Regions from separate parts of the Mus musculus genome. Here region 2 is linked to region 1. The links are chromatin loops, found by intact Hi-C in ENCODE. Cell type or tissue: gastrocnemius. All regions are shown on one strand. Links, peaks and the distances in the headings refer to the core of each region. The heading gives the core; the rest is flanking DNA.

Region 1 (8,792 bases), core at 508-8,507:
TTGAGAGGGAGGGCACAAAGCAGCGAGAAATAGGTTCCTTGCCATCCACGGGGAGCAGGGACTGTGGGGGCCCCCGCCAGCCGGACAGGGAGCCTGGCCTTCCAGGACCCAGGACCCAGCCCAATCCCCGCCCTGCAGACACTTACGGATCCTGGTGGGACGGAGGGCTGGGCTCCCTCGAGGCCCGAGGAACGACAACCAGGAGGTGCTCCGATGCTGGGTGCTGGTGAGGCTGGGGCCGGGGGAGAGGGCAGTCCACTGGGCCCCCTCCCCCGCCGCCGGCGGTGGCCCCCAACTAATCCAAAACGGTGTCTCCCCAGCAGCGGGGAGGAAGGACAGGTGGAAAAGCAAAGGGCGGGCCAGGAGGGGAGGAAGGGGAAAGGAGAAAATGGAGGAGAGAAGGGGAGAGAGGAGAGGGGGAAGGAGCAAACGGAGGGGAAGGAGGGAGGAAAGGAGGAGAGGAAGGTGAAAACGGAAGGGAGGGGGGCACAGGCAAAGCCGGGGGAGGGGGAAGCCGGCCCAGGAAAGGGCCCCCGCCCCCTCCCCTAGCCGGGCCGGCCTGGGGGGGGCACTGGGGGTGAGGACTGGGTGGAGAAAAGAAAGCCAGCCATCGGGGGGAAGTGGGGGAGGGGAGGGCCTGCTGGGGGGGAGGGGGCCGCCCCCTTCCCCCCCCTCCCCCCAGAGCCTTGGCCCTGCCCTGGATGAGGCTAGGGCCGGGAGTCCTCAACCCCTCAGTCCCCACGGGAAAAACATGCTTGAGGGCCAGGAGAGGCCGGTCAATGAAGGGGCTAGCGAGGACAGAGCAACTGGCAGCCCTGGTGAGACCAAGAAGGGAGGCAGACGAGGTGGCGAGATGAGGTGGGAGGAGAGGATGGAGAGAAGCAGGTGGAACGGGAAGGCGGAGGAGGGTGGGGTGTCCCGGGGCCCGCCGGCTCTCGGTGGGAGGGCCTGGCCGCACACTCTGGTCCCCTGTGAGCGGCAGCCGCTGGCGGCTCCGTGTCCCCAGCCGGGCCTGCCTCCTTGCTGCCGGCCGCTACTACCGCTGCCGCCACTGCTCCTTCTCCCCTCCTAGGCCGCCGCCTGCCCGCCCGCCCGCGCTGAGTCCTGGAGCGCGGGGGGGTGGGGTGGTGGTGGTGGTGGTGGTGGTGGTGATGGTGGTGGTGGTGGTGGTGGAGGGGAGAGATGAAGGGAGGGAGGCAGGGAGGAGGGCGGGCAGGAGGGAGGGAGGCAGGCAGGCAGGGAGCAAGGAGGGAGGGAAGCAGAGGAGGGGGAGATCGTATTGGTCGGGCTGGGGGGCCCTGCGAGGAGAATGCTGATGAGAAGAGCGAGCTGCATTGGATGAAGGGCCAACCCCCGGGGCCACCCCCTCCAACCACACCATGCCACCGCCCTGCCCAGGCAGCCCAGGATTCTGGAGCCCATGGAGCTGAGAGGCATTGGTGGGGAGAACTGAGGGAAGGGCCTAGAGATGGGGAGAGAGGACTACAGAGATGGAGAAAAATGCAGGGAAAGAGACAGCCAGCCATCAAGACCCAAGAGAGGTGGGCCAAGGCCCACAAACTCCACAAGGCCAAGGAAAGCCAGCCATGGAAAAGCAAGCCACCTGAGGACAAGAGAACAGCATATAGGACACAGAGGTGTTTGAAGGTGGCAGAGGCCAGAGACAGAAAGACTCCTCAGAATAGGGAGCCATACACAGAAGGAGCAACCAGGAAGCATACACGGGGCCCAGTAAGCTAGGAGAGGTCTCCTGATGGAGACAGCCCCATGGGTACAGGAGACCCACAGAGACAGTCACGTGGCTCATAGACATGAGAGGACCACTGAGGCAGGCATGGCAAGCTGGGAGACATAGAACTGGGAAGCCTCTGGAAACGGGCTCAAGATGTTGAGGGGAGGAAGGGATTCTCCATTGTGCACAGAGAACTCCTGGGGACCCGTGGAGATGAGTGGGAAGCCAGAAGAGGCCCTCATCTTTTAGTCACCTGAGCAGTGAGGCAGTGGGAGGGGGTGACAAGATGGCAGAGCTGAGAGAAGCACCCTTTCTTAAGGAATACTGCCGTCTCCCTGAGAAAGCCCAGAAGGGCAGGGGGATGGAACAGAAAATCCACACAGATCTTCAAGTGGGGGTGGGTGGTGCAGGGCTGGGTGTGTGTGTTGGGGGGTGAAATTTGGGGGGAAGGAACATGACAGTTGGCGCTGAAGGCTGAGCCCGTGACTCACCACCACCCCCATGCTCGTGATGGGGAGGAGACACTGACACTCTCACGTGCAGCCCCCAGCACATGTGACCACATGCCTCGCACACACAGTTGGCACGTGGCAACTCAGAGTATTGCAGGTCTGGCTTGGTGAGCTCTGACTTCGTGGGACATGCCCAACAACATGTGACATAATATATCTGACCCTGTAGGACCACCAAACTTGTCCATGCCTCTTTATCCTTCTAGGGTTAACATCCACAGTCTCCTTAACACCCACATTCCGTTCTAGCCAAGCCTGAGGCCAGTACTTCATGCCTGCCTCTCCGTATCTTTGCTGATCCAGGGATGGTATTATCCACCCTCTCTAAACATAATCTGTCCCAAAAGGTCCAGTCCAGTGCTACCACAGCACAGTGTCTGACCCGAACAGGTTTCCTCTGCAGAGAAAGGACGTAGGCAGCCCAAATTAAGTTGGGATGCCCGAGCGGTTTTAGAGAGAGGAGCCTGAGAAGCTAAGCTGGGACCTCAAGAGGGAAAAGGGGGCCTCAGCAGGAACAAAACACTACCTGCAGGCCCAGAGCCTGCCAAGAGCTCAGTCTGGTCTGCACTTGGGCTCCTACACAGGCGATTTCACCCCAAGGGCAAATCCAAACTACACTAGCAAACAGCTAGGCCCAAACCTTAGGGCTCACTACCTCCTACCTTAATCTTTTACTTTAAAAATCTGCTGTCTTCCCCTTCCCCCTTTCCCTTCCCCCATCCTTTGCTTTGCTCTTCCTGAAGTCAACCATTCACCCTTTGATCCCAAACAATCCACCCACCGGGGAACTGAGTATAGACCTAGGGAACCATCTCTTGGGGTGGAATGATGGCTTTCTTCTCTCCCCGTGGGAACCTGGACACATGACTTCTCCCGGCCTGTTTCTTAGCACCTCATGGTAACTGTCTCTGAGAGGACTGGTAGAATTAAATAATGAATGAAAAGCACTGGGCAGAATTTCCATTGTCACCTAACACACTTGGATGTCAGTTACCACTAGGCACCTCAAGATACTAATCAGATACTAAAAGTAAGTCCTCGAGCCATGTGTAGTGATGCATGCCATTAATCCCAGCAGGCAGACAGAAGCAGGGGGATCTCTTGAGACCAGCCTGGACTACATACGAGTTTCAGGGTTACATAGAGATGCTGTCTCAACAATTATTTTCTTTTTTGGGGGGGGGGTGTCAGACAGGGTTTCTCTGTGTAGCCCTGGCTGTCCTGGAACTCACTCTGTAGACCAGGCTGGCCTTTAACTCAGAAATCCACCTGCTTCTGCCAAGTGCTGGAAAGGTGTGTGCCACCACTGCCCAACAAAAATTAATTTCTATATAGCAGTATTTACTTAGTGTCTCGAAAACCCGGGACAAAGACTAGCATCCCTTTTCAGAGATAAAAACAAAAACAAAAGCCGGGTATGGTGGCGCACACCTTTAATCCCAGCACTCGGGAGGCAGAGGCAGGTGGATTTCTGAGTTCAAGGCCAGCCTGTTTTACAAAGTGAATTCCAGGACAGCCAGAGCTATACAGAGAAACCCTGTCTCGAAGAACTAAAAAAAACCAAAACAACAACAACAACAACAAAAAAAACTAAACCTGAGACAGAGTGGAGTTGTTTTGCCCAAAGTCACAGCTAAGAAGTACCAGGGCCAGGATAAGCAGCCTAGTTAGAACATGTAGGTATACTTGCTAGGGAGTCCAGTAAGAAGACATCCAGCTAGACATCCAAAGGAGGGCACACACATGGTGACAACTGGAGACTCAGACCTACCTGTGGTTCTGTGTTCAAACCCCTCCTAGTTTTTCTGAGCTTCAGTTGGGGAAACGGGGGACAGTTTGACCAACCAGATGCACCTCTGATAACTCCCTTAACCTTGGCTTCAAGAGGGAGCTTCCTGAAAACTGTGGTGTACTTGTGTGGAGTCCAAATATGGATACTGGATCTCTTCAGTCACTCGCTACCATATTACATTCAGGTGTGTGTGTGTATGTTCATGTATGCACACTCTGGTATATGCAGAAGTCAGAGAACAACTTACAAGAGTCAGTTCTCTCCTTTCACCCTGTGGATCCCAGAATCAAAACTCCAGATCAGGCTTAGCATGTGGCTTTACGCGCTGAACCATCTCCCTGGCTGGCCTGGAACTTCATGTTTTCCCAGGAAATTCTTCCCATGCCTAGGGGTCCTTAACTGTAACTGTGTGGAAGGGCAGTCACCTGGAAAGATACCTTTAATGCTCAAAACAGGAGAGGCCGAGTCAGGCGGATCTCTGTGAGGCCAGCCTGTTCACAAAGCCAGACCATGCCTCAAACAAAAACAAGAACAACTGACTCGATCCACTACAAATCCCATAAACTTCCTTCTTCAGGTCTTCCACCCCACACCCTCAGCTTCTTCCAAGGGACCTTACTAACGGGGCTTTTCCTTTCTCCTTCCATTTCTCACTTCCTGTCACGTACCTCTTCCTCTAAACTCCCTCTCCTGACATCTTGTTTCCATTCTACTCTTCCTCGATTTCCCCGTTCATCCTCTTAATAGGAAAAAAAAGTCTTAAGCCTTGTTTTGTTCCTTTTGCCCTGTGTGACTGCTGCTGCTTGGTTTCCTCTCCCATTCACGCCGAGTGGTGTCTCTTTTTTTTTTTTTTTTTTTTTTTGCCACTGGCCCTCAGGGATCCTTGACTGTAACCCGCCGGCCTCCAGGGCTTTGCGTGTCTCTACAGCCTACACTGCCCGAATCCCCTACGCCTAGCTTGTCAGGCGCCCCCAAGATGGCGCCTCCAGCTTCGTCCCGCCTCCCGACGTCATCGCGCCCTCTCCGCTCAGCGCTCCCCTTTCGAGCTATCAAAGGCGGAATCCGAGAAGAGGTGGAAGAGGAAGAACCTCCAGGGAGGATTAAAGAGGCGGGTAGTATCCACCTGGAGGCCGACCAGCGAGGGAACATTGCTAAAGGATTGGCTGGGCGCTGCGCGATCCCACCCCTCCGCTCTATTGGTCGAGGCTTCAGGAAACCTGAGCATCGATTGGTCTAATGACAGGGGCAGACAGCCGATGATTGGGCGAATTGTGCAGTTCTTCGCAGCGGCCCAGGCGGAAGGTGGGAGGAGCGTTGTTGAGGGCGGCCTGGGGTGAGAGCGAGGCTGCGGAGCAGGCGAGACGACGGGCGCTAGAGAGGACGCGGCGCTAGAGTGGCGGTGCAAAGGGACCTGAAGCCCGTAGCCCGGCCTGGGGCCGGCGAGACGGCCGAGGCGGGTGAGTCCCCGCCGGAGCGCAGAGGTCCGGCCCCACCCGGCGGCTTGCCTGCGTCATTCGGCCTGCACGATGAAGGCCTGAAGGATCGCGTCCCGGGTGCGGAGAGCGGAGCGGCCGTTGGGCGCGCGGGCCGGGCGGGGGCTGTGCCGGGACGGCGGGTGGGATGGGGGACTGGAGTTGAGTGCGGGGCTGAGTGAGGAGGGGCAGGGCTCGGGCTGCAGGCCGGGGGCCGACCTTGGCGGGAAGGGGAGGTCCCAGAGCTGCCTCGCCGGAGGGCTCTCTGGTTGCATGGGGTATCGGGGCCACGGGTGGGTGCGCTGGGATGGGGATCAGAATCGAAAGGGGACGGTTAGAGGACTCATGGATGCCGGGGTGGGGAGCTGGCCCGAGAAAGGAGGTAATTAACGCAGGGAGGAAAATCGATTTCTGCCTGGAAAGAGCTGAGGCAGAGAAGAGGTTTTTGAGGTATCTTTAGAGCGAAGGGAGGGATCAGGTGTGGAAAACGGAGTAATGCTGACAAGGAAGACCGATAAACGCATGAAAGTGGGGCTTGGAAAGTATTGACAGAGGTCTTTATTTATTCTTACGGGTTTCAATAGGTTGAGCTAGAGGGGAGGGATTGTTTTGTTTTAGATACAGGTAAGTAGGCCAAAGGGAATATTCGAGCAATCTTGGGTGTAGTTGGAGAGACAGAGATGTGTGCTACAGAGAGCAGTCTAGGAATTTTGGGGATGTACCATATTGATAACTCTGGGGGATTTGGGTATCCCCATAGTTGTTTGCTGGTGAGAAGGTTTAAGTATGAAGAGGACCTCTTTTTGCAGGGTTTGAGTACAGATGGAGTTTCTAAGTGACAGACATTGGAAACCCTGAGTGAGATAGGTGAAAGGTTAAGCAATTGTGAAGGATGGGCCAGCTATTCCTGGCCAAGATTACAAAAAAGGAGAAATTCAGTCAGTATGAAATAGGGATCTGAAAATCCCTGGAGTGCGTTAGGATGAATTTGGGTCTTTTCTCAGAGGGGAAAAAAAAGGTTTAGGTTATACTCAGTAGCGGGGTTCTCAGCTGAGTTCATTAAGGTTGGCCTGGACCCTTATGCAAAAAAGGGTAGTGTTGGTTGGGGAGGAGGCACATAGGCATTCCTCGATGAGTTAGAGTTAAGTCAGTGTGAATAGCTGACAGTGTGCTGGGGCAGTAGCACAGCACACTTGGTCTTGGTGGAGAGAAAGGGTGATTGAAAACTCTAGGGGTGTGTCAGAAAGGTGAGACGCATCTGGCTGTGACGGATTAGACTTTGGTGGAGATGGACCTTCCGGGTAAAGGGTAATCCTGTGGTGGGCCTTTTTCCCTTTTGGTTTCTCCATGTAGCCCAGCCTGTCCCAGAACTAACTATGTAGATCAGCCTGGCTGTGAATTCCTAGCAATCTGCCTGACTCTGCCTTAGAGGGCTGGAATTAAAAGCATGAACTGCCCAGCTGAGAAGATCTTGATATGATTAGTTTAAACTTGTTTTAAAGAGTCTGAGTATCAGGAAGTGGTTAAGGTGGGAAAGTATGGAGATGGGTTCAGCCAGTGAGAGAAAATTTGGTAGCCGGGTAACTTGATGTGAGGAACCTGGGCATTGGTGGTTAGCAGAGGTTGGGTGGCAAGACCACCAGTGCCACCAGTTGGCTTGGACACCAGCTTGAGTGGTCTGAGTGTGAAAAGAAGTTTGTGAGCCTGCCAGAAGGCAGAGTCTATGTAGGAGTGCAGCTTGGAGGGACAGGCCATGAGAGTGTTTGAGGATTCTGCAAGTAGCTTGGCAAAGGAATACTGTCCCATGCAGTGGTAAGGAGTCAAAGGACAGTCTGCATTGGAAGGAGACAGGTTCCTGTTTGATGGACAGGGCTTTGGGAACCAGTTTGGAGGTATGGGAAATAGAGAGGATTGAGGTCATAGGAGCTGGTGTTCAATGCAAGCTAAATGAGCTGGGAGCTTTGGGAGAAAGTCCCTGGGACAAGACCATTGGAGAAATTCGTGTTGGCTGTTCCTATGTTCAGGCAAGGAGGATTATTAGGGAGGGCATTGGAGCGGGAAAATGTAATGAAGAAGTTGGATGGAATAAAATACCCCGGAGGATTGACTTGTCGCTGCCTTCCCTCCTCTCAGCCCAGGGCCTTGCTGCTGCCATGACTGAGGAGAGTGAAGAGACGGTCCTGTACATTGAGCACCGCTATGTCTGCTCTGAGTGCAACCAGCTCTATGGATCCTTGGAGGAGGTGCTTGTGCACCAGAACTCCCACGTGCCCCAGCAGCACTTTGAGCTGGTGGGCGTGGCTGACCCTGGAGTCACAGTGGCCACAGAGGCTGCTTCAGGCACAGGCCTATATCAGACCCTCATCCAAGAGAGCCAGTACCAGTGTCTTGAGTGTGGGCAACTGCTCCTGTCCCCCAGCCAGCTCCTGGAGCACCAGGAGCTACACCTGAAGATGATGGCACCGCAGGAGGCAGTGCCAGCCAAGCCACCACCCAAGGTGCCCCCCTTGGGCTCCAGCGCCATCCACTATGAGTGTGTGGACTGTAAGGCTCTGTTCGCCAGCCAAGAGATGTGGCTTAGCCATCGCCAGACGCATCTCAGAGCCACGCCCAACAAGGCTCCTGCTCCTGTCGTCTTGGGGTCCCCAGTTGTTTTGGGCCCTCCTGTGGGCCAGGCTCGAGTGGCTGTGGAACATTCATACCGAAAAGCAGAAGAGGGTGGGGAGGGGGCGGCCGTTCCGTCTGTGGCCGCCACCACCGAGATGGTGACAGAAGTGGAGCTGCTCCTCTACAAGTGCTCCGAGTGCTCCCAGCTCTTCCAGATGCCCGCTGACTTCCTGGAGCACCAGGCCACCCACTTCCCTGCTCCTGTCCCGGAGGCTGCGGAGCCTGCCACACAGCAGGAAACCCAGGTCCCCTCACCCACTGAGGCAGCAGTGTCTCAGCCCGAACCCCTGCCAGCCTCTGATCACAGTTATGAGCTGCGGAATGAGCTGCGAAATGGGGAGGCCATTGGGCGAGACCGCAGGGGACGGAAGCCAAGGAGGAACAACAGTGGAGAGTCAGGTGGGGCGGCCACCCAGGAACTATTTTGCTCTGCCTGTGACCAGCTCTTTCTCTCACCCCACCAGCTACAGCAGCACCTTCGGAGTCACCGGGAGGGTGTTTTTAAGTGTCCCCTGTGCAGTCGTGTCTTCCCTAGCCCTTCTAGTCTGGACCAGCACCTTGGTGACCATAGCAGTGAGTCTCACTTCCTGTGTGTAGACTGTGGCCTAGCCTTTGGC
Region 2 (8,792 bases), core at 346-8,345, 100 kb before region 1:
GGCAGGGAGCTCTCCATGAGTTTGAGACCAGCCTGGTGTATAGAGCGAGTTCCATGACAGCAAAGGCTACACGCACATACATGTGCTTGTGCACTCACACACATGCACAGGCATGCACATAAATGCATCTGTGCACTCACACACATGCACAGGCACGCACATACACATGCCTGTGCACTCACACATATGCACAGGCATTCACATACATGTGCTTGTGCACTTACACACATGCACAGGCATACACATATATGTATATGTACCTATGCATTCGAACACATGCACACATACTACATACATGTGAAGTCAAATGAACAATTTTACTGAATATATCCAAAATAACATTTCTTCCAATATACATTATCCTGATCTGGGGTGGTAGCACCTGTCTGTAATTTAACACTTGGAAGGCTAAGGCACAAAGCTGAGGCCAGCCTGAGCTACACTGTGACAGCTTTGTGAGCGAGTTCCATGACAGCCAAAGCTACACGCACATACATGCATCTGTGCACTCACACACATTCACAGGCACACACAAACACGTGCTTTGCACTCACACACATGCACAGGCACACACATACATGCATCTGTGCACTCACACATATGCACAGGCACACATGCATGCACATGGACTGTCACAAAGCTGAGGCCAGCCTGAGCTACACTGTGAAGTCCAAGCCAGCCTGGGCTAGATGATAAGACTCTCCCCTCCCCCATCTCTCTCTCTCTCTCTCTCTCTCTCTCTCTCTCTCTCACACACACACACACACACACACAGCAGAGCAAACAAGATGATCACTATTAACAAGAGGGACTCTGACTATACCCCGGGTGGTAGAGTGCTCACCTAGCAAGCATAAAGCCCTGGGTTCAATTCCCCAGCACGACAGAAACCAGGCGTGGTGGGCAGCACAAGCCCACCCTCCACCCGAGAACTCGGGAGCAGAGGCAGGTGGAGCAGAAGTTCAAGGTCATGCGCAGTTACACGGAAAGTCAGTCTGGGCGTCCCACCTCTCTCTGTATATGTGATGTGTATGTGTACATATGTGCACAGATATGTGCAAATATATAGCCCTGGCTGTCCTGGAGCTCTCCATAGAGACAAGGCTGGCCTCTGCCTCTTGAGTGCTGGGATTGGAGGCATGTGATGTGCCACCTGGGGTATATATAAACATAAGTAATGAGTATCGTATACCTCCTTCACATGGACTCTCTGAAGTCTACTGTTTCGCATTCAATCTCAGTTATGTGTACGTGTGTGTGTGTGTGTGTGTGTGTGTGTGCATGTGTACATGTGGATACCCGTGGAGGCCAAAAGAGACTGCCAGATCCTCTGGGGCTGGAGTCACAGATGCCCAGAGTGGGTGCCTGGAGCCAAGCTCAGGCTCCTGGAAGTGCTCTTAGCCGCTGAGTCATCCCTCCAGTCCTTGGGTTTTCCATTCTGCACATACACCTCACACCGGCTTTGCTTCAGGCACACAGCTATCATGCTGGGCCGGAGGCTTGGATGACCGAGGCAGGATTCCACAGCACTGCTGGGTGCCCTGTGAGCTCATGATATAGACCTGAGAGGGCGATGTTGTGGAGGTGTGTGTGTGTGTGTGTGTGTGTCTGTGTGTGTGTGTGTGTGTGTGTGTGCATGGCAAGGCTTGGGTGACCCCACTCCCTGCTCTCCGGTTGCCTAGCTGTGTCCCTCAGGGCTCCCAGAAACATCACCAGGGTCTCTGTACAGCCAAATCTGCAAGCTCTACTAACAAGCCAATTTAGCCAGCCGCATGCTTGCTGAGCATGTATGCACTGGGCACCACGGAATGTCGGTAATCCCAGCACCGGGGAGGTGGAGGCAGGAAGATCAGGAGTCCAAGGCCAGCTTTGGCTATGTAGTGAGTTTGAGGACAACCTGGGCTACATGAAACCTATCTCAAAAAAAAATTTACTCTCTCATGCTCTTCAAGAGAAAAATCAAAGCTTCCTGCGACGTCCAGGCTCCCTCACCAAGCTTCTCCAAGTCACAGGCCAGCTGTGCTGCCTCCTCACTGCCTCTGCAACGGATGCCTTGTCTGCCCAGGACAGGCTCCTTAAAGGACCTGCAGCTGCTCCCCAACTGTTCGGGTTCATTCACATTGGGAGGGTTGCTCTGGCCATAGTCCTCTTCCTGCCTTCCCTCCCTCCATCTCTCTTTCTTTAACAGGGTTCTCACTATATAGCTATACCTGACCTATGCCTACAGACCTGGCTCTGTAGACCAGGCTGGCCTCAAACTCAGAGATCCACCCTACCTCTGCCTCCTGAGTGCTTCGATTAAAGGCATGTGTGTGTGCCATCACCACCCAGCTGACTTTTTTTTATTTTTAATTATGCTTAGGTGTGTGTGGGGGGGGGGTGGGTGGGTGTGTGCAGTACAAGTGCGTGCTGGGAACTGAACCCAGGTCCTATGGAAGAGCAGCCAGTGCCATCTGGGGCTGAGCCATCTCTCCAGCCTCAGACCTCGTGTTTTAGTAACCCCTCTCCTTACCTATAAAAGAGAAAATACCAGGAAAGTATTGGCCAAATAGCAATTGTAACAGCTTTATTTCCAAAGACAAAAGCCCCTCCCTGGGTTTGAGGCCTCAGGTGGAAGGCTCGGAGCTGAGCAGCAAGGCCAGGTAGGACGAGAACAGACAGAGATGGGACAGCCGGCCGGCAGGAGAGGCCGGCAGGTCCTGGAGGACACTTTACACAGGTTCCATCTGCAGCTCCTCGCCATCTGCAGGCTCCATCTGGTGGAAGGCAGCGTGGGAGCCTATGAGTACCAGCGTGGCTCCTGTAGGGGGATGGGTGGTTCAGGCTGTGCTCTTTCGCCTGGCTCCCAGCCTCACCCTACACAGACCCTGTACTCACCCAGGACCCAGAAGACAGCAGAGCCAGCACCGGCCAGCCAGAAGAAGGGGAAAGAGACGCCACCAGCCAGGGCATACTGATGTGCTGGGCTCACCTCCCGGCCTGGGAACAGATGGTGTAAGGTAGCCGTTCCCACCCGACCCTTTCCCACAAGTGTCCAGGGTCACTTTCCACCCATCTAGTGTCACAGACTCTGGAACCTTCCATGTAATAATACAGACTCCTCACATCAGTGTCTCCCATACCTGGCCCCTACCCTGCCTCCCCAAAGCCCCCTGTCCCCATAACAACCTTCCTCTGCCCCACCTCTGCTGTCTAGCTTCACCTCTCCCAGGAGCCCTCAGGTCACTTCAGACTAGGGCCTGATGTTCCACCCTGGTCACCGGGAGTCTCAGGCTGGTGGCTCCACAGTCAAATCTGACCTAAGGATTTTTGTCCCCTTTTTTCCTTTGTTAAGATTTATTTCTTTGAATTGTGTGTATATGCCCTGCACGCATACGTGCCCAAGATCAGGTGCCCATGAGGAGGTGGCCATGGGCACCCACCTGACTTGGGTGCTTGGAACCAAACCAAGAACAGTACTCAACTGAGTACTCAACTGCTGAACCATCTCTCTAGGCACTTATTTTGATTTTTTTTTTTTTTTGACAGGGTTTCTCTGTGTAGCCCTGGCTGTCCTGGAACTCACTTTGTAGACCAGGCTGGCCTCAAACTCAGAAATCCGCCTGCCTCTGCCTCCCGAGTGCTGGGATCAAAGGCATGCGCCACCACCGCCCGGCTAGGCTTATCCTGAACTTGTAGCAATCCTCCTGTTTTAGCTTCCCAAGTGCTGGGATTAGAGGCACAGGCCAGCTTCTGGTTTTAAGGATGTGTTCTTTGATGCACCTTGCGAGAATTTGGTTTGTGGGGGCTGGAGAAGGTGACTCAGGAGTTAAAAGCACGTATTCTTCCAGAGGGCCCGCATTACACATTTTTTAAGGCTAGGGCATAGCAACACACTCTTTAAACCCTAGTACATATATATTAATTTCCTCCACCCCCGCCCCACGCTCTCCTATGCCTGAAAAGTGTGTATGTCCTAGTGACCACTACCTGCAGAAGCCAAGTTCTGACCTGCTTCAGTCTATTTCTTTGCCACAGCCTATCTTTGTTTGGTCCTTAAGCTTGCTGGGCTATGAAAGACTTATTTTAAGTCTCCTCGGAAACTTTTGGATTCCCCTCATTGGGTCTTCCCTGACACCTTTCTTTCCAGTGGTCCTGGTGACAGTCTGGGGCCACCGGACTTACAGATCTCAGCCTTCCCCTCTGAGAATCATCAGGGCCAAGACTTGGGAAGGAACACGGATCTAGGCCTGCATGAGGTCGCCACCTGGTGTGCAGTGTGGGTATCTGCAGCTGATGCGTTCCGTGGGGGGGGGGGGGGGGGGTTGAGTGGAATTGGATTAAGTCATTTACAAGAGACAGAGGTGCCAGGGCTTTGGGGTCTCTCTGGGTTTGGGAAGCTGAGACTGGAGGGGAGCACCTGGTGGGTCTAAGCCCTTAAAGACCAAGTTAAGTGACTCTAGTGGACAGCTCGGTGGGGGCCGTCTTGGGTCCCAACTATTCGGAAGTTTGCATTCCGTGAGACCACGATCAGAAAGGCCCGAGGAGCCATTTGGGCAGGAGATTTCTTACCAAAGAGTACAAGCTTAGACTGCAACGTGCGCAGATAGAGAATGTAACAGGCGCCAAAGAAGACAGCCAGAGCCACCAGCAGCATGGGAGATGTCACCCTGGAAGAGTGTGGGAGACAGGAGTTAGGTATCCGAGGCTGCGTCAGCCAGGCCCCTCTAGCTTTGGACACAGACTGAGGTTACGTCCTTCTAGGCCAGCGAAGGCCACATCCTGGTCAGGTGAATGCAGGAGTACAGACTGACCGGGTCCTGTAGTGACAAAGTGGGCTAACTGGTCTGGGCGGGGCCTGGCAGCCGGGGGCGGGGTCTGACTATCGAGGGCGGGGCCGCAGAGGCACTCACACGCAGTACAGGATGAGGCCGAGAAACACGAACACGTAGTTGCTTTGATAATACTCCACGTTGCGTACCAGGCGCTGGCAAAGCTCTCCCACATTGCGGGGTCGCGAGAAACGTTGCTGGTCCACGAAGGTGCCCCAGGGCCGGATGGTCGCCCGGCGCCGCTCCAGCCACTCTCGGCCTGCGCCGGATGGAATCAGCTTGGGCAGCAGGGTCCTAATGGGCAGGGCAGAGCAGAGCAGCTGAAGGGAGGGAGAGGGTAGAATCTGGACCCCAGATTCTAGCACACCTGGTCCCAAGCATGACCTTGAACCCCTAGGAGGAAGGGTCCTGAGAGGGAGCCAACAGGACTGAGTCCCTCCCAGGACCTCTGAGGAGATGAGGGACTCCTGCATCTCGGATCTGGGGGTAACACCCTGCTTGCTCACGTGGCGCTCAGCCCTTCCCCTTCGGCATCCTTCTGCTGGTCCTTCTGGGCCGCCATGTCTGCACTGCAGTGGATAGAACCGCTGTAAATAGCCCGGAGCCCAGCAGCACCTAGGCGGCCCCACCCCAGCCGGGACTCTTTGGAAGTGGCGTCGTTGGGAGCTCTAGAGGGCGGTAGTTGTTCCTCCAAGCATTGTGGGTGTTGTAGTCATCGTGGCGTCAAGAGGCAGGTTTGCCTCGCAAGACATCTTGGGAGATGTATGCTAAGAGCTCGTCGGGAGCCTCTAGGCATTGTGGGAATTGTAGTTTCAGGAGGCTCAGCGTGGACTACAGCAGGTGGACTGTCAGGACAGAGGATTTTGTGGGAGTTCGAATGGCAGAAACGTACTTCCGTGGACCGTGCAGAGCTGTCGTTCTGGCTCGAGAGAGCTTAATAAAACATTGTTCGAAAACTCAGATATTCTGATTCTAACTGGGCAAGTCTGGGAAAGAGTTCATTTACTTTTTCTTTCCTAAAAGTATTTACTTTGAAAGTGAGACAGGAGAGATGGCTTACTTGTTTCTCTTTCAAAGGATCATAGCTTGGTTCCCAGCATCCACACCCAGTGCTTCACAACTGCCCGAAACTCCAGCTCTAGCCAATCAGACATACTCATGTGCACATACCCACACTCAGATACACATGATTTAAAAATAAATGTTTGCATTTTAAAAGAAAAGATTTACTTTTATATGTTTATGCGTGTGTGCCACCAGAAGAGGGTTTTAGAGCTCCTGGAACTGGAGTTACAGGCAATTATGAGCTGTCTAGAAATCATGGGTGCTGGGAACGGAACTCCTCCGGGTTGGGATTTCAGTATGGGCCACTCAGCAGGAAATTGTGTCTGGGTTTCCCACTTGGGGTCCAGCATTGCTTCAGATCAGTGGAGGACTGCAAATGTACAGTTAGCCTAAAGACTAAAGAGGGACACCACAAGGCCAGAGTACTGGAAAAGACAGAGAACCTTGGAAACCAGTTTGGCGGCAAAAGTCAGCTGGGTTTGACTGCTATGGGAACCAATTCAGTTTCTTTAAGAGGACTAAGCAAATTCTTTCTATTTCATGACCCTCAAGTCTCTGCTGCCCTGGTGGGAGTCGGGGCTTCGGGAGAAGGCAGTGGAGAAGGCAGTGGGATCCAGAGGCAACACTGTTGCAGAAAGTGGCAAACTAATTCAAAGAATGTAAGAAATTTGAATACTGGGATTTTTAGGATAGGTGTCTGGAAGCTGGGAAAGGAGTCCTTTGGGACAGTGGAAGCGAGGACCCTGAGGTAGAGATGTGATGAGGCAGGGGGTACTTTCAGGTTCCTGAGGGAGGAGGCTCACGTTAGATGGGTTTTGAGTCAGTAGGTAGTAGGAGACATCCGAGAAGGCTGTGGGAGATGGGACTTGGCTCTGAGCTCTTTCCTGTGCTTCCCAGAGCAAGTGGCACTGGGAAAAAGCCAGAAGATATTAACAGGAACTCGAGACCTTGATCATAATGCCGGCTGCATGACTTCAAGGGGCCTCCCCCACTTCTGTCCTGTGCTGAGTCCCTCTGTCAAAGCGGATGCTCCTTCCTGGTGCTAGGTGATTGAAGCAGAGTATGTGGGTGTCCCAGGAGAGGTCTTGGCCCATGCAACTCCTCCCTCCCAGGATCGTCTTGTCCTGAGATCACCAGAGGTCACAGTACAAAGAGCCCCAAGTGCTCCAACCCTGAATGGCTGATCCTCCCCTCTCTGCCTCCCACCTGGTGGGATTACAGGTGGTCACCGCTAGAAAATGGCCAGCTTTATTATTTTTTCTTTCTCTACCATGGCTCTGTAGGCAAGGATAGTATGATCTTGAACTTCTGATTTTTGTTCCTAGTCCAAGAATTCTGTAGGATCACAGATGTGGCCAGGGGTTGGTGGCACATGTCTTTAATCCCAGTACTCAGGAGGCAGAAGCAGTTGGATCTCTGTGAGTTCACGACCAGTGTGGTCTACAAAGTGAGCTTCAGGACAGCTAAGGCTACACAGTGAAACCTTGTCTTAAAAAGAAACAAACAAACAAACAATAACAACGAAAGGATCACAGGCATCTTGTCACCTTATTTATGCAGGGCTCAGAACAAACCCAGAGCTTTTGTAGGCAAGTAGTCTGCACCAGAGCCACACCCCCAAGCATTTGATTATTTTAAAAGCTTTATATTATTTATCATGGTTTTGAGAAAAGGGGGACTTGCAGGCATGCAGGCATGCACACATGCACACACAGAGGCACAGGGTGTGTGGTGTTAGGGTCTTACTATGTAGCCCCAAGCTGGCCTCCAAACTCCTATCCTTCAGCCACCACCTCTGGGAAACTGGGCTTAAAGGCATATGCACCACACAGCAGCAGTGTGGTGGTTTGAATGCATATGCTTGGCCCAGAGGGTGGCACTATTAGGAGGTGTGGCCTTGTTGGAGGAAGTGTATAGTGTGGGGGTGGGCAATGGGAGATAATCTCTCCCGGATGCAGTCAGATCAAGATGCAAACACAACCCTCAGCTCCTTCCCTAGCACCGTGTCTGCCTGCATGCTGCCATGTTCCCTGCCGTGATGATACTGGACTGAATCTCAAAACCTGTAAGCCAACTCCAATTAGATGTTGTCCTTATAAGAGTTGCCTCGGTCATGGTGTCACTTCACAGCAATGGAAACTCTAACTATAACAATCAGTTTGGCTCTGGTGTGTTGGCATGGGACACACTCACTCATAGACGCCCACAGCATCTTTGCCACAGACCTAGATCCCTGCGCTGGGAGGCTGACCGGCCCAGTGCCCTCCTTCAACCGGCATGCTGGGAGGCTCAACTCCAGGGAAGGGGTTTAACTGTCCAATGGTTAAATTAAAAGGATTGCTGCTGCCACCTAGTGGCAGTGAAGTGGAATAGATGGGGCTTTTCCTCCACCGTTGGATACAAAATGCCCAATGTATGCTTTGAAATTAGGTTCTGGGTTTCTATTAAAATTAAACAGCCAAAGAATGCCAGTGGTGGTATATGCCTGTAAACCTAACACTTGAGAAGGAGATATATGAAGATCACTGAAAATATGAGGCCTGCATGGTCTACATTGCAAGACCCTACTTAAAAAAATTAAATTAAAAAAAAAAATCAACCCTGAAAACCATGCCATGGAGATAGTGGTGCAGTCCTTTAATCCACGCACTCTGGAGGCAGAGGCAGGCAGATCTCTGAGTTCAAGGTCAGCCTGGTCTACAGAGTGAGTTCCAAGACAGCCAGGGCTACGCAGAGAAAACTTATCTTTAAAAACAAACAAAACAACACCGAGGGCCAGGTGGTGGTGGCACACTCCTTTAATCCCAGCTCAGGAGGCAGAGGCGGTCATATCTCTGTAAATTTAAGGACAGCTAGGGAGATGGCTCAGCAGTTAAGAATGCTGACTGCTGGGCTGGAGAGATGGCTCAGCGGTTA

The links. A loop is a pair of places that touch in the nucleus more often than their neighbours do. Peaks named below come from ENCODE experiments on the same cell type or tissue, not always from the same donor. Only the 100,000 strongest peaks of a DNase experiment are listed, where the experiment ranks them.
Region 2: it touches region 1 in a loop (6-fold over the local background); 3 of 42 quality-filtered maps call a loop at or near these places.

What each region holds. Positions count from the first base shown.
Region 1 is chr7:25,071,894-25,080,685 of GRCm38, forward strand. Zfp574 (zinc finger protein 574) reads left to right here and starts at 4,914. Exons shown (of 2, transcript NM_175477.5): 1 at 4,914-5,589; 2 at 7,642-8,792. The coding sequence starts at 7,662. Grik5 (glutamate receptor, ionotropic, kainate 5 (gamma 2)) reads right to left here and starts at 476. Exons shown (of 20, transcript NM_008168.2): 1 at 147-476. In gastrocnemius, for the core only: no CTCF peak of the experiment used is centred there; DNase peaks (open chromatin) are centred at 577, 970, 1,267 and 5,215; H3K4me3 peaks cover 4,069 bases; H3K27ac peaks cover 3,806 bases.
Region 2 is chr7:24,967,210-24,976,001 of GRCm38, forward strand. Rabac1 (Rab acceptor 1 (prenylated)) reads right to left here and starts at 5,519. Exons shown (of 5, transcript NM_010261.2): 1 at 5,318-5,519; 2 at 4,893-5,105; 3 at 4,552-4,649; 4 at 2,878-2,979; 5 at 2,541-2,800. The coding sequence starts at 5,373. The coding sequence ends at 2,712. It overlaps Mir7046 (microRNA 7046), which reads right to left and starts at 2,866; the gene lies at 2,801-2,866. In gastrocnemius, for the core only: CTCF peaks have their summits at 4,230 (motif pointing left), 5,462 (motif pointing right) and 8,238 (motif pointing left); DNase peaks (open chromatin) are centred at 2,760, 4,254, 4,902, 5,503 and 1 more place; H3K4me3 peaks cover 2,251 bases; H3K27ac peaks cover 2,080 bases.